Linked DNA regions of Homo sapiens: regions 1, 2 and 4 are each linked to region 3. Evidence: chromatin contacts called from ENCODE Hi-C or POLR2A ChIA-PET data. All regions are on one chromosome and are shown on one strand. The core of a region is the stretch at or near the end of the contact, and the rest is flanking DNA. Distances in the headings are between cores, read along the strand shown. Region 1 holds the start of STAM (signal transducing adaptor molecule). Region 2 overlaps CUBN (cubilin). Region 3 holds the start of OTUD1 (OTU deubiquitinase 1). Region 4 holds the start of RSU1 (Ras suppressor protein 1).

Evidence for each region. Hi-C counts contacts between places; a loop is a spot of excess contacts on that map. ChIA-PET counts read pairs that join two places held with the same protein, here RNA polymerase II (POLR2A). Pooled maps may share reads with other maps.
Region 1: a loop to region 3 is called in a map of CD4-positive, alpha-beta memory T cell, with 19 times the contacts of the local background. The contact joins the promoter of STAM here to the promoter of OTUD1 in region 3. A Hi-C loop is called at or near these places in 2 of 168 maps with a recorded cell type or tissue (CD4-positive, alpha-beta memory T cell and naive thymus-derived CD4-positive, alpha-beta T cell) and 6 of 50 pooled maps. POLR2A ChIA-PET finds 5 or more read pairs at or near these places in 1 of 52 experiments (activated T-cell).
Region 2: a loop to region 3 is called in a map of CD8-positive, alpha-beta T cell, with 8 times the contacts of the local background. The contact joins the enhancer-like site here to the promoter of OTUD1 in region 3. A Hi-C loop is called at or near these places in 2 of 168 maps with a recorded cell type or tissue (CD4-positive, alpha-beta memory T cell and CD8-positive, alpha-beta T cell) and 6 of 50 pooled maps.
Region 4: a loop to region 3 is called in a map of B cell, with 10 times the contacts of the local background. The contact joins the promoter of RSU1 here to the promoter of OTUD1 in region 3. A Hi-C loop is called at or near these places in 2 of 168 maps with a recorded cell type or tissue (B cell and naive thymus-derived CD4-positive, alpha-beta T cell) and 10 of 50 pooled maps. POLR2A ChIA-PET finds 5 or more read pairs at or near these places in 1 of 52 experiments (CD4-positive, alpha-beta memory T cell).

The regions. Positions count from the first base shown.
Region 1 is chr10:17,642,758-17,645,457 of GRCh38, forward strand. STAM (signal transducing adaptor molecule) reads left to right here and starts at 1,394. Exons shown (of 14, transcript NM_003473.4): 1 at 1,394-1,622. The coding sequence starts at 1,583. STAM-DT (STAM divergent transcript) reads right to left here and starts at 1,161. Exons shown (of 1, transcript NR_110370.1): 1 at 1-1,161. RefSeq lists enhancers at 348-996, 997-1,646, 1,069-1,138, 1,289-1,408.
Region 2 is chr10:17,028,625-17,031,324 of GRCh38, forward strand. All of the region lies in intron 27 of CUBN (cubilin), which reads right to left. Among named protein-coding and RNA genes, the nearest start is that of CUBN, 100 kb to the right of the region's middle. Within about 2 kb of position 1,372, at least 27 of the 41 ENCODE cell types and tissues checked have a DNase peak (open chromatin) inside an H3K27ac peak, as active enhancers do; they include CD8-positive, alpha-beta T cell, where a contact is called at or near this core.
Region 3 is chr10:23,437,678-23,440,377 of GRCh38, forward strand. It overlaps OTUD1 (OTU deubiquitinase 1), which reads left to right and starts at 1,398. Exons shown (of 1, transcript NM_001145373.3): 1 at 1,398-2,700. The coding sequence starts at 1,781. RefSeq lists silencers at 1,127-1,716, 1,767-2,106, 2,247-2,616.
Region 4 is chr10:16,816,053-16,818,804 of GRCh38, forward strand. RSU1 (Ras suppressor protein 1) reads right to left here and starts at 1,372. Exons shown (of 9, transcript NM_012425.4): 1 at 1,263-1,372; 2 at 921-1,032. The coding sequence starts at 1,029. LOC105376435 (a long non-coding RNA gene) reads left to right here and starts at 1,647. Exons shown (of 3, transcript XR_930708.3): 1 at 1,647-1,704; 2 at 2,629-2,690. RefSeq lists enhancers at 851-1,010, 1,681-1,790, 1,821-1,910, 1,941-1,990.

The DNA of each region.
Region 1 (2,700 bases), core at 144-2,643, 5.8 Mb before region 3:
AGTATTTACACTTCATCCAACAGTATGTGAGTGTCTGACTCCTCACATCCCTGATTCTTTGCAATTTTTTTCTTTTTTTGAGACGGAGTTTCGCTCCCGGGTTCAAACGATTCCCAGCCTCAGCCTCCCGAATAGCTGGGATTACAAGCGCGCACCACCACGCCCGGCTAATTTTTTGTACTTTTAGTAGAGACGGGGTTTCACCATGGCCAGGCTGGTCTTGAACTCCTGACCTCAGGTGATCTGCCGGCCTCGGCCTCCCAGAGTGCTGGGATTACAGGCGTGAGCCACCGCGCCCGGCCGATTCTTTGTAATTTTTACCTAAATGACAAAACATTATCTAACTGCTACTTTAATTTGCACATTTCACTTTTAGAGGTGGGACTTCATTTTTAATGAATTTTTAAGCACTCTTTGATTACTATGTATTAATCCTGTGTTGACATGTCAATATTAGTTTCCACGCTACATTTGGAGATGCCGTAATTTGCGGGATAATTTCCATTTACGTACAAGATGTGCTTACTAAGTTTGTTCCAAGTGGGACGCAACATCTCTAGTAGATGCTCCTTAAAACTTCTCCATCACACAGAGAATAATTTTTATTGGTTAACTAAACTTATAAGTAAAATAAATAAACCAACATTTTGGGTTGCTAGGAATCACTCACTGATCAACTTTTAGCTCCAGTTTTTTTCTGTTTTCTTTTTTTTGCTCAGTCTAGGGAGGCTATCTTGGGCTGTGAAAGACATGTCACCAACCATCACAGCTGCTGAGTGATTGCACGGTTAGTCAGTAGGTGCCAACGCCCTGCTAGAAGAGCTGTCTGCAGATTCCAAAGCCGGGCGTTCAGGGACTCCCGGGAAGGAGCCAGCGTTACCTCAGCCTCTCCGAGGGACACGCGCGCCCTGAACACTCCCCTCTTGGGATTCAGGCCAATTCGTTCAGCTCCCATGACTTCATCCGAGCAAGTTTGTCACCTCACGCAGCTAATTAAACTGTTTACCTAGAAGATGATCCAAAGGAATTTCCATTTCCTTCCAGAGGGAATACAAGGTTATGATAACCGAGAGAGCGAGAGGAAAAAAGGCGCACAGCTCGACCCGAACTCAACCTGCTTTCTTTCTCCTGGCTCTCCCAGTCACTCCTGGGGTTGTTAGTAGGCTTCAGCACGCCTGAAGGACCCCGTCCTACGGAGACTCCTAGCCAAGGGAAAAGCAGAAAACACAAGAACTAATTCCACTCTTATGTGTGACTAATTAAAAGAGGAGTCAGGCAGAGGGGACTCCCTGTTCAGCCTTTACCGATGGGGCAGGCTCGGGGCAGCTTTGAGACAGGCAGCGCCAAGGTCGCCCAGATTCCCGACAAGCTCCGCGCGGGGGCTTCCTCGGCTCCTTGCTGTTGCCGCCGCCGCAGCTGCTGCCGCGGTTGGTGGGGTTGGGTGAGAGGAGGAGCTGTCGCGGACCCTGTAGAGTCGGTCTCTGTTGCTCTTTTTGCCTGAGGAGTCTTCCATCCTACGTCGAGCTCTGACTCCCGTGCTGTCGAGAGGGAGTCCCCGGGGACACCTCGGCACGCAGCGGAGATGCCTCTTTTTGCCACCAATCCCTTCGATCAGGATGTTGGTAAGTGTTTTTGCCTCTCCCTGCCCATTCCTCACCGGACTGCACGCTCACTCTGCCAGCCCCTGCCTGCATTCAGGACCCTCGGGCCAGGGCCAAGGAAGAGCTCGCTCTTCCCCTTTCCTGAGGCTCCCTCCTTCAGAGCTGGGAGGAGGTTGAGGGCTTGGCGCATCCTCTTTGAAAGAAATGGGACTCATCCTGTGAAATGGGCCTTGAGCTAGGACTGTAGGTTGCCAAAGAACTGCTGAATGGGTTGGTGTAAAGGGCCTGGGAGGAGCAGCTGGTGTAGCATCTGGTGCAGGGACTGTGCTTCTGGAAGAACAGCGAAGGGCTTAAGGCGTATGTTGGCTAGATTAGGATTGTAAACCCTGTACCAAAAGTGCTTGCCTAGACAAATAAATGTTGAGCGTCTGGAACTGGCAGAATGTTTTAGGTAAGGTTCCTTAGAGGATTTTAAAATCTTTTGTAACGGTAACTGAAGGAGGGAGCTCTGGTTAAGGGTAGACTCTCAAACATGTTAGGAGCGATGAAGATGAAATACTTGGCAACGACTGAAACCGAATTGAGGACCTGAGCCTTTGGGATGTCTCTCTTAGGCTAGGTCTCTGCACTTTAAAAGGTGTAAAGAAGTGTGGAAGAAGTTGTTGAATCTGGAAAGAGTTTGAAATGCTACATTTTTGTTGTTTTCTGAATCACTGGTATTAGGTACTGATGATGTCAATTCAATAGGTTTGCTTTTGGTTTTTAATTTTATTTTATTTTATTTTTTTCTGACTTGAAGATAATAATTATGGGAATTTGAGTTTCCGGGGAGAGAATTTTGGTTTAATTTGAACGCACGTAGGAACTACCTTGGCACACAAGTGTGGAATGAAAGCAAGCCAAATACCATTTCCAAATCCCTTATGGCAGAATGTAATCATTACTGTGAATAAGGACAACCTTATGAATTTACTTGTCTTTGTGTATTTTAATTATGAAAGGTGGATGTTGAATTTTTCTTTTTAAACTCTTCCTTAGAGCATGTCACTGAAACTTGGAAGTTTATATAAGAGTAGAAAAAAGTTCACTCCTTACCTCT
Region 2 (2,700 bases), core at 122-2,621, 6.4 Mb before region 3:
GGAGGAGAATGACTTGAATCTGGGAGGCGGAGGTTGCAGTGAACTGAGAATGCAACACTGCACTCAAGCCTGGGCAACAGAGTGAGACTCTGTCTCAAAAAAAAAAAGAAAGAAAGAAAGAAAAAATAATAAATAAATAAATAAAGAGCCAATGTAGGAACTGCAGGGTAAAGACGTGTTTAAACAAAATTCTGTAATGTTGCAATTGGAAATCTTTCCCATTTTAAAAAGTAGAAAGTCAATATAGTTAACTGAAACCCACAACTGTGATTACCAGTGTTTAAAATTTAGCATTTTGCTCAATGCATGCTTATTCATACCATGAGCCTGTCTGATAGTGGAAGAGACCTTTCGGTTGCCCTGCCTTTCGCCAGTCTGAGGAGCAGAGCAACCTGAGGTCAACCAGGAAAGGCAGTGTGCATAGGACAATTCAAGTTCTGAGCATCTAATGGAATTTTTACTGCTTCAGGGTAGTTCAGAAATTATTTTAGGTTTGATTATTATTCATCCTAATTCTGTCCTTCATGTTTGAAGAGAGGAAACACGCAGAGTTTCTTTTGAATCTGAGAGCAGAGGCTCTTTTGAAGGTTGGAACGTTGGTTCATTAACTGCTGCAAATTAATGCAATCATACGAAAATCCTTCATTGTGAAAGATGGTCAGAAAAGATCAGCATTTCTTTTTAAGGAAAGGGATTCTGATCACACTGAAATAACATTTCTTCTTTCAATTTTTTATAACTAAAAAATCACATTTTACTCAGGCAATCTTAAAACCAAAATTTCTTCTAAAATGCCTCATGCTAAACTCAACGACACTACAAAGCATCTGGCTTCGCTAACTAATGGATATACTTCATTCTAAACTTTTTTTGAATCCAGGTATCATGCTTAGTACGGTGCTAGACTCATATCTGGTATCAAGTTATAAATTGAAATGTTTGGTAAACTCTTCCCAGCTTTTATGCATGTTTTTGAATAGCAGCTGAACTTAGAATTGTAATAGCTTATCTCTAAGCTCTAAGCAAAATGCAAAAGTCCCAGAAGCAAACTTCCTCTGACAGACAGTTCCAGGAAGCATGACTCATCTGCCCAGGAAGCGTTGGCGGTGGAGCCATAATCAAAGTCGGCTCAGATCCACCGCTGCTCAGACAAAATCTCATCTGCTTCTCTGCATCTCGCCAACTGGAAAACAGGATTTTATCTACAATCCCAGTGGCTTTTGTAGGAAAACTGGGAGGCAGGAGAAGCAGCACTGCTTTCAACACAGTGGGGCCAATTGATGTTAATTACAACTGGGAAGGCTGCTCTGGAAACCACAGATTTATTTACCACAAAATGCTATAGAGCAAGAGCCCCAGTCCCCAGACCAGTACTGGTGGCATCAAACTCTCATAGGAGCATGAACCCTATTGTGAACTGCACACGCGAGGGATCTAGGTTGCGTGCTCCTTATGAGAATCGAATGCCTGATAATCTGTCATTGTTTCCCATCACCCCCCAGTGGTACTGTCTAATGCAGGAAACCAAGCTCAGGGCTCCCACTGATTCTACATGATGGTGACTTGTATAATTATTTCACTATATATTACAATGTAAGACTAATGGAAATAAAATGCACAATAAATACAATGCACTTGAATCATCCTGAAACCACCCTCCCACCCCACCCCCGGTCCGTGGAAAAACTGTCTTCCACAAAAACAGTCCCTGGTGCCAAAAAGATTGGGGTCTCCTGCTTCAGAGCACAAAAAAATAATCCATGAGACTATGTTTATGTTAAAATAACCATAGATAATATGTATTAGCACTTATTCCATGCTGGTCATTATTCTAATTTAAAAATCCTAGCAGCTCTGTAATGCAGGTAGTATTGTTATCTTCATTTTAGAGTTCTGGAAACTGAGGTAGGTAGAGGTTTAGTAATTTAATATTTTGAAAGGCATCAACTACTGAAGAAGAATTTTTCCTATTTCCTTCTGTGGCAGTTCTTTTCTTAAGAATAAGCATTGTTGGTCGGGCGTGGTGGCTCATGCCTGTAATCCCTGCACTTTGGGAAGCCGAGGTGTGTGGATCACCTGAGGTCGGCAGTTCGAGACCAGCCTGACCAACATGGTGAAACCCCATTTCTACTAAAAATACAAAAATTAGCCAGGTGTGGTGGTGGGTGCCTGTGGCCCCAGCTACTCGGGAGGCTGAGGCAGGAGAATCATTGGAACCCGGGAGGCACAGGTTGCAGTGAGCCAAGATTACGCCACTGCACTCCAGCCCGGGCGACAGAGTAAGACTCTGTCTCAAAAATAAAATAAAATAAAATAAGAGTTGTTAAACTCCAGGATACAGAAAGTCTTTATTCTCTGTAATAATAGAGAGTAACCAAAACAATTTTTAAAATGATAGGGACAATACGAACACTCCTGTTAGTCACTGAAATTAAAATTTTTTTCATTATTTTTCTTAACGGAGCTTTGAGTAAAATAAGTGGACAAAAATTGTTGGTTTTATCATTTGTCATTTATCCTTAGTGAGAAGTGTCAAAATGCATTAACCATGCAGGCTGCAGGCAGAAAACAAGAGGAAAATTAAATGTCTTGAGAAATGAATCATTAATTATATCTCAACCTAAAGAATTGAAGGCTCTCTATTTGTGAATTTCTCTATACCTTACTGAGATGTTTCTCTTACATCAGCATCAGTGCAAA
Region 3 (2,700 bases), core at 148-2,647:
GCATTTGATCACAGCTCAGAATATAGCAAAAGTCTCCCACTACCTCTGGCTTTCCCTTACAAAGGCGGGTATTACAAAAAGACTCGGTAGAAGTATTTTCTATAGTCTATCTTGCCCCGGAATGCAGGTCACGACTTTCTCCACCGCTTTTGACCTCTGGCTAGCATTCACACCTATTCTCAAAGGGCCCTAAGTGATACTGCATTTGGTATTCTGAGAAAGCTTGTTTATAAAAGCCTAAAAGGCTTCCTTGCTTTCCCCCAAGCCAGATATTTGCCAAATGGCATAGGTCAGAGGTGCAAAGTTGGTTTTGTCTTAGCAAGGCAAGAGAATCCACTAGCGGACTCACCCTTACCGGTGAGTCCAAGGAAATGCATAGAAAAGACACAGTGGTAAAACTAGCTGGGCACCTGTAATCCCTGCCCAAGGCAAGGCTGAGGAAGGGGGATCACTTGGGCCCTGGAGGTCGAGGTCGCAGTGGGACATGATGGCGCCACTGCACTCAGCCTGGAAGGCAGAGCAAGACCTTGCCTCAAAAAGAAAAAGAAAAAAAAAAAAAGGAAAAGACGCGGCGGTTCCACGAGTGGTGGCTAGGACCCATAATCCCAACACTTTAGGAGGTCGAGGCGGGAAACAGCTTGAGGCCAGTAGTTCGACACCAGACTGGGCAACTGTGGTGAGACCCTCGCCTTAAAAAAAAAGAAAGAAAGAAAGAAAGAAAATTAGCCGGGTGCGGTGGTGCACACCTGTGGTTTCCAGTTACTCTGGAGGTTGAGGCGGGAGGATCGCTTGAGCCCGGGAAGTCAAGGCTGCAGTGAGCTATGGACTGCGCCACTACACTCTAGCTTCGGAGACAGGTAAGACCCCCATCTCTAAAAAGATAAAAGAAAAGAGGCAGTAGTGAATGCAAGCAGGGATGGTAGCCCATGACCAGCAGAGGCCAAACAGACTTTAAGGCAGCATTCCGTTCTCCACACCCATGCCGGAAGCTTTCCTGCCACGCAAGCTTTCCGAGCATGCTAACTCGCCCCAAGCAGCTCCCATCCCGCAGCATCCACTGCAGCCGCTGAGGAGAGTGGCGCAGCGCAGAAACCAGTGCCCAGTGCCCAGGTGGGGGAAGCGGTCCGTGGGAGTCACGTGGGCGGGAGGCCCAGCCAGGATCCCAGGACTGCTCAGGCCTCCGCGCCCCCGGCCTCGCCCCGCCCGCGCGCGCTCGCGCGCCGAGGGCCACGCCCGTGACGTCGGCGGAGCGCGGTAGGGGGCGGGGCGCGGGCCGGAGTGGGCGGGGCGAGCAGGCGCGACTGAATCGGGCGCCGCAAAGAGCCGCGCATTCCAGTGAGTCCACGTGACGCGGCCGCGAGGCCTGAGGTAAACAACCGCGGCCCCGCCTCCCGGGCCTCCGCGCGCACCGCGCTCCTCCTCGCCGGCGGGACGCGCTCCAACGGGGCGGGCGGCTTCCTCCGTGAGTCCCCAGCGGCCGCCGCGGGCCGAAGCAGCTGCAGCGGGCGCGGCGCCCCGGGTCTGCGGGCCGAGCGCACCGGCAGGGGTCGAGCTCGCGTCCCGTCCCCGCCCCCCTGCGCTGTGGCGCAGCAGGAATTTGGCCGGGACCCGGGCGCTATTCGCGGCTGCTGACTCGCGGCGGCCGGCTGCCTTTCGCTCATCTCTATTCTGGGGCCGTTGGGTCACCGCGCTCCGCCGGCCCCCTCCCCCGGGCCCGGAGGGTGTGTCCCCCGCTCCGGGGCTCGCCGCGCCTATAAGGGGCCGAGCGGCGGGCAGGGACATGCAGCTCTACAGCAGCGTCTGCACCCACTACCCCGCCGGGGCCCCGGGTCCCACGGCCGCCGCCCCCGCGCCACCCGCCGCCGCTACCCCCTTCAAGGTCTCGCTGCAGCCCCCGGGAGCCGCCGGCGCCGCGCCCGAGCCCGAGACCGGTGAGTGCCAGCCCGCCGCGGCCGCCGAGCACCGGGAAGCCGCCGCTGTCCCCGCCGCCAAGATGCCCGCCTTCTCCTCCTGCTTCGAGGTGGTGTCCGGGGCCGCCGCGCCCGCCTCCGCCGCCGCCGGCCCGCCCGGCGCGTCCTGCAAGCCGCCGCTGCCGCCGCACTACACGTCCACCGCACAGATCACCGTGCGGGCCCTGGGCGCCGACAGGCTCCTGCTGCACGGGCCCGATCCCGTTCCCGGCGCCGCGGGCTCCGCCGCTGCCCCGCGCGGCCGCTGCCTCCTGCTCGCCCCGGCGCCCGCAGCCCCGGTCCCGCCGCGGCGGGGCTCCTCGGCCTGGCTCCTGGAGGAGCTGCTGCGGCCCGACTGCCCCGAGCCCGCGGGCTTGGACGCGACACGGGAGGGGCCCGATCGGAACTTCCGACTGAGCGAGCACCGCCAGGCCCTGGCCGCCGCCAAGCACCGAGGCCCCGCGGCGACCCCGGGGAGCCCCGATCCCGGCCCCGGTCCGTGGGGCGAAGAGCACTTGGCGGAGAGGGGCCCCAGGGGCTGGGAGAGGGGCGGCGATCGCTGCGACGCGCCCGGTGGGGACGCGGCGCGGAGGCCCGACCCAGAGGCCGAGGCACCCCCCGCCGGGAGCATCGAGGCCGCCCCGAGTAGTGCGGCGGAGCCGGTGATCGTCTCCAGGTCGGATCCCAGAGACGAGAAGCTGGCCCTATACCTGGCCGAGGTGGAGAAGCAGGACAAGTATCTGCGGCAGAG
Region 4 (2,752 bases), core at 122-2,621, 6.6 Mb before region 3:
GTGCGGAGAGGGTTTAAACCAAAGCCACGTCAGCCTGAAGAACTGCTTTAGCTCACTTATCACAGGTTTTTCAAATATTAGAATTAGTAGCCAACATCTAAAAATTAGCAAATTTCACATAAAAATATAGAATCTTGGTTCCTTTAAGAAAATAATCTGGCACATTGGGCCAACATTCCTATGGTGACATGTGTCTGAGTAGCAGGTGCAGCAGCTGGCCCCTTCAAGTGGGACACCTATCACCTAGTTCATAACCGCCCCTGACCGCCCTCACTTGGAGGCATGTGAATCTGCAATCCCTGGTTTTAAGGGAGAGGGTAACACCATAGACAGGGGTTACAGGAAAATGACACTGAAAGTGACCCAGTGATTAAACTGGGCAGTGAAACTGAAGGCAAGAGGGCAAGTTAGGAGGATTTCACCACAGCATGAGGAGGTGACAAAAGCCTGAACCAAGTTCGGAGAATAAATACTCAGAAGAATGTAAAGATTCAAGAAATGCTTAAAACGCTCCAGGCACAAGAATGCTTATTAACCATGGAACTTTTCTGTGTCATTTGTTCATGGACAAAGACTGTATTAGGAGACAGGAAGAAGGACTCAAAATTAATTTTCAATTTATAATTAAAGTGACTATTAAGCAAACTGTGGAAAATCCACCTCAATGCCATACAGCAGAGACAACCGATGAGGCACAGCTGTCTGTGTGATTCTCATCGTGGACTCTCAGGATCGTTTTCCAGGTGGAACAGAACAAATCCTACTGCAAACCCTCTGCGCGAAGCCCCTGACAAGTGAGGTTTACAAGCAGGGGCTGGGGTCTAAACCAGTACAATCGCTCACAGCAGGACCAGCAGTGAATTGGCAAACTTAGAAAGCCTTCCAGCTCATCCACGGGAGAGTCCTGCCCGAGAACTCACAGAGGCCGTTGACATCCAGCATGTTGGAGATGCCCCGGTCACTCATGTCCACCTCGGGCTGGTTCTTCTCCCGGCTCTCCTCCACCAACTTCTTCAGAGACTTGGACATGGTCTGCACCGAACAACAACAAAGCACGTGGGCGATGACAGCAAGCGCAGAGGCGGAAAGGCAAGAGGCCTTCGCTGCCACTCTGAGGCTTCCCCAGGGTTGGAGCGGGTGGGCGTCCGAGGGCGTCCCAGGGGCTGGTCCGGGTGCGGGGAGGGGATGGAGTGGGAAGGGTTCAGCCCCGCTGCGGCCACGCAGCGAGAAGCAACCCCAAGTGCAACACCGCACACACTCACCACGGAAGGTAGCCCCTAAGACGATGGGCGTGCAACCACAAGCTTCGGCAGAACGCACTCCAGCTGCCCTCACTCCCTGCAACACCGGCACTGAACAGCGAACACGCCCTGTCTCGGCGCCCCGCGCAGGCGCACACAGCGCCGCTGCCAGCTCCACGCCCGACCCTACCCATATTAGGAGAACAGCTCTCCAGACGTGTCTCCAGGGCCAGGCTCCGCCCTTAAAAGTCTGTGGAAGAGGCTGGCTAATCACGTTCGTTATTCGGCTTCGAGACCCCGCCCCACGCTGAGGATAGTTTATCCCGGTGGCGTCCACCCCACGGTTTGGGACGCTGATTGGGCCGAAGTTGGCGCGTGCGCAGTAGACTTGGCGCAAGCTCAGTTGATGGGTCGAAGCCCAGAGGGCTGTGGGCGGAAGTGGGGAAGTTTGTGGCGTGACTGTGTAAGGGAGGGTGGTGGCTCAGGGTGGGTGTTGCGAAAGCTGGAAGTAAATTGCTTCCGAATGTTTCGCTTGTGTAATAGCCGCTCCACTCGCCAGAAGTTGCTACCCTGAGCCCGTCTCCACAATGTGCCTCTGAGGGACCTTGTGGGGCACGCAGTTTCCCGCCCTATTAAGAGCTTCTCCAGGCGGGGATTCCGGCGCGGTCTGCGTTTCCCCAGCGCCCTGCTGGAAATCTTTTTTGACAGGTTTCTAAGGCTGGCTTTTAGCCTTTTTACTTGTAGCTAGAACCTACAAGTAAAACCCTACTATTTTAAAAGTCATTTGAAAACACCACTAAAGCGATGTGTCTTTCCCAACTAGGACTTTTACATTTGTGAAACATGACGTTCTGGCTTCCAGGAATCTCTTGCTTTCTCTTCCAAAAGCAACCAAATTTTAAATTCTAGAGAAACTGTTGCCCTCTGCCTCCCTATTTCCTGACCCAGTCTCAGTCACCCAGCAACATCCTGTGCTTCTCTCACCAAAAACCCTGTCCTGAGAGACTATTTTATACTATGGAATAAAAATTGGCACCAGGCACTTTTCTTCTACTGGTCACCTAAATTGATGATAAGACGGATGCCACACATATGCATTTATATATTGTAGATTGTAGCAGGGATCAAAGCCTTAAGGAGATGTGGTAAAATAATGTAATTATATCTCCGAACCAATTGGATAAAAAAAGGATCTGCACTCTTAAATTCGAAAGCAGGTATTTCTTGCTTAAAAAACATTCCAGATGAAAGAGTTATTCCTCCATTAGTCTTCTTTGATCTGGAACCGTCCTTGGCTTTTATGTTTATTGAACTAGACATTATTTAAGAATACAGACCAGGTATTGTGTGGAATATCCTTCAAAGTAAGTTTGATGTTCCCTTTCAGGTTATGAATTTTTGGAGAAACACCACTAAAGCGATGTGTCTTTTCCAGTGCATGATATCAAGGTACAGATGGCATCGGTTTCTCCCAGTATAGGTGATGTTCACTTAAATAAGGTAGTGTCTGC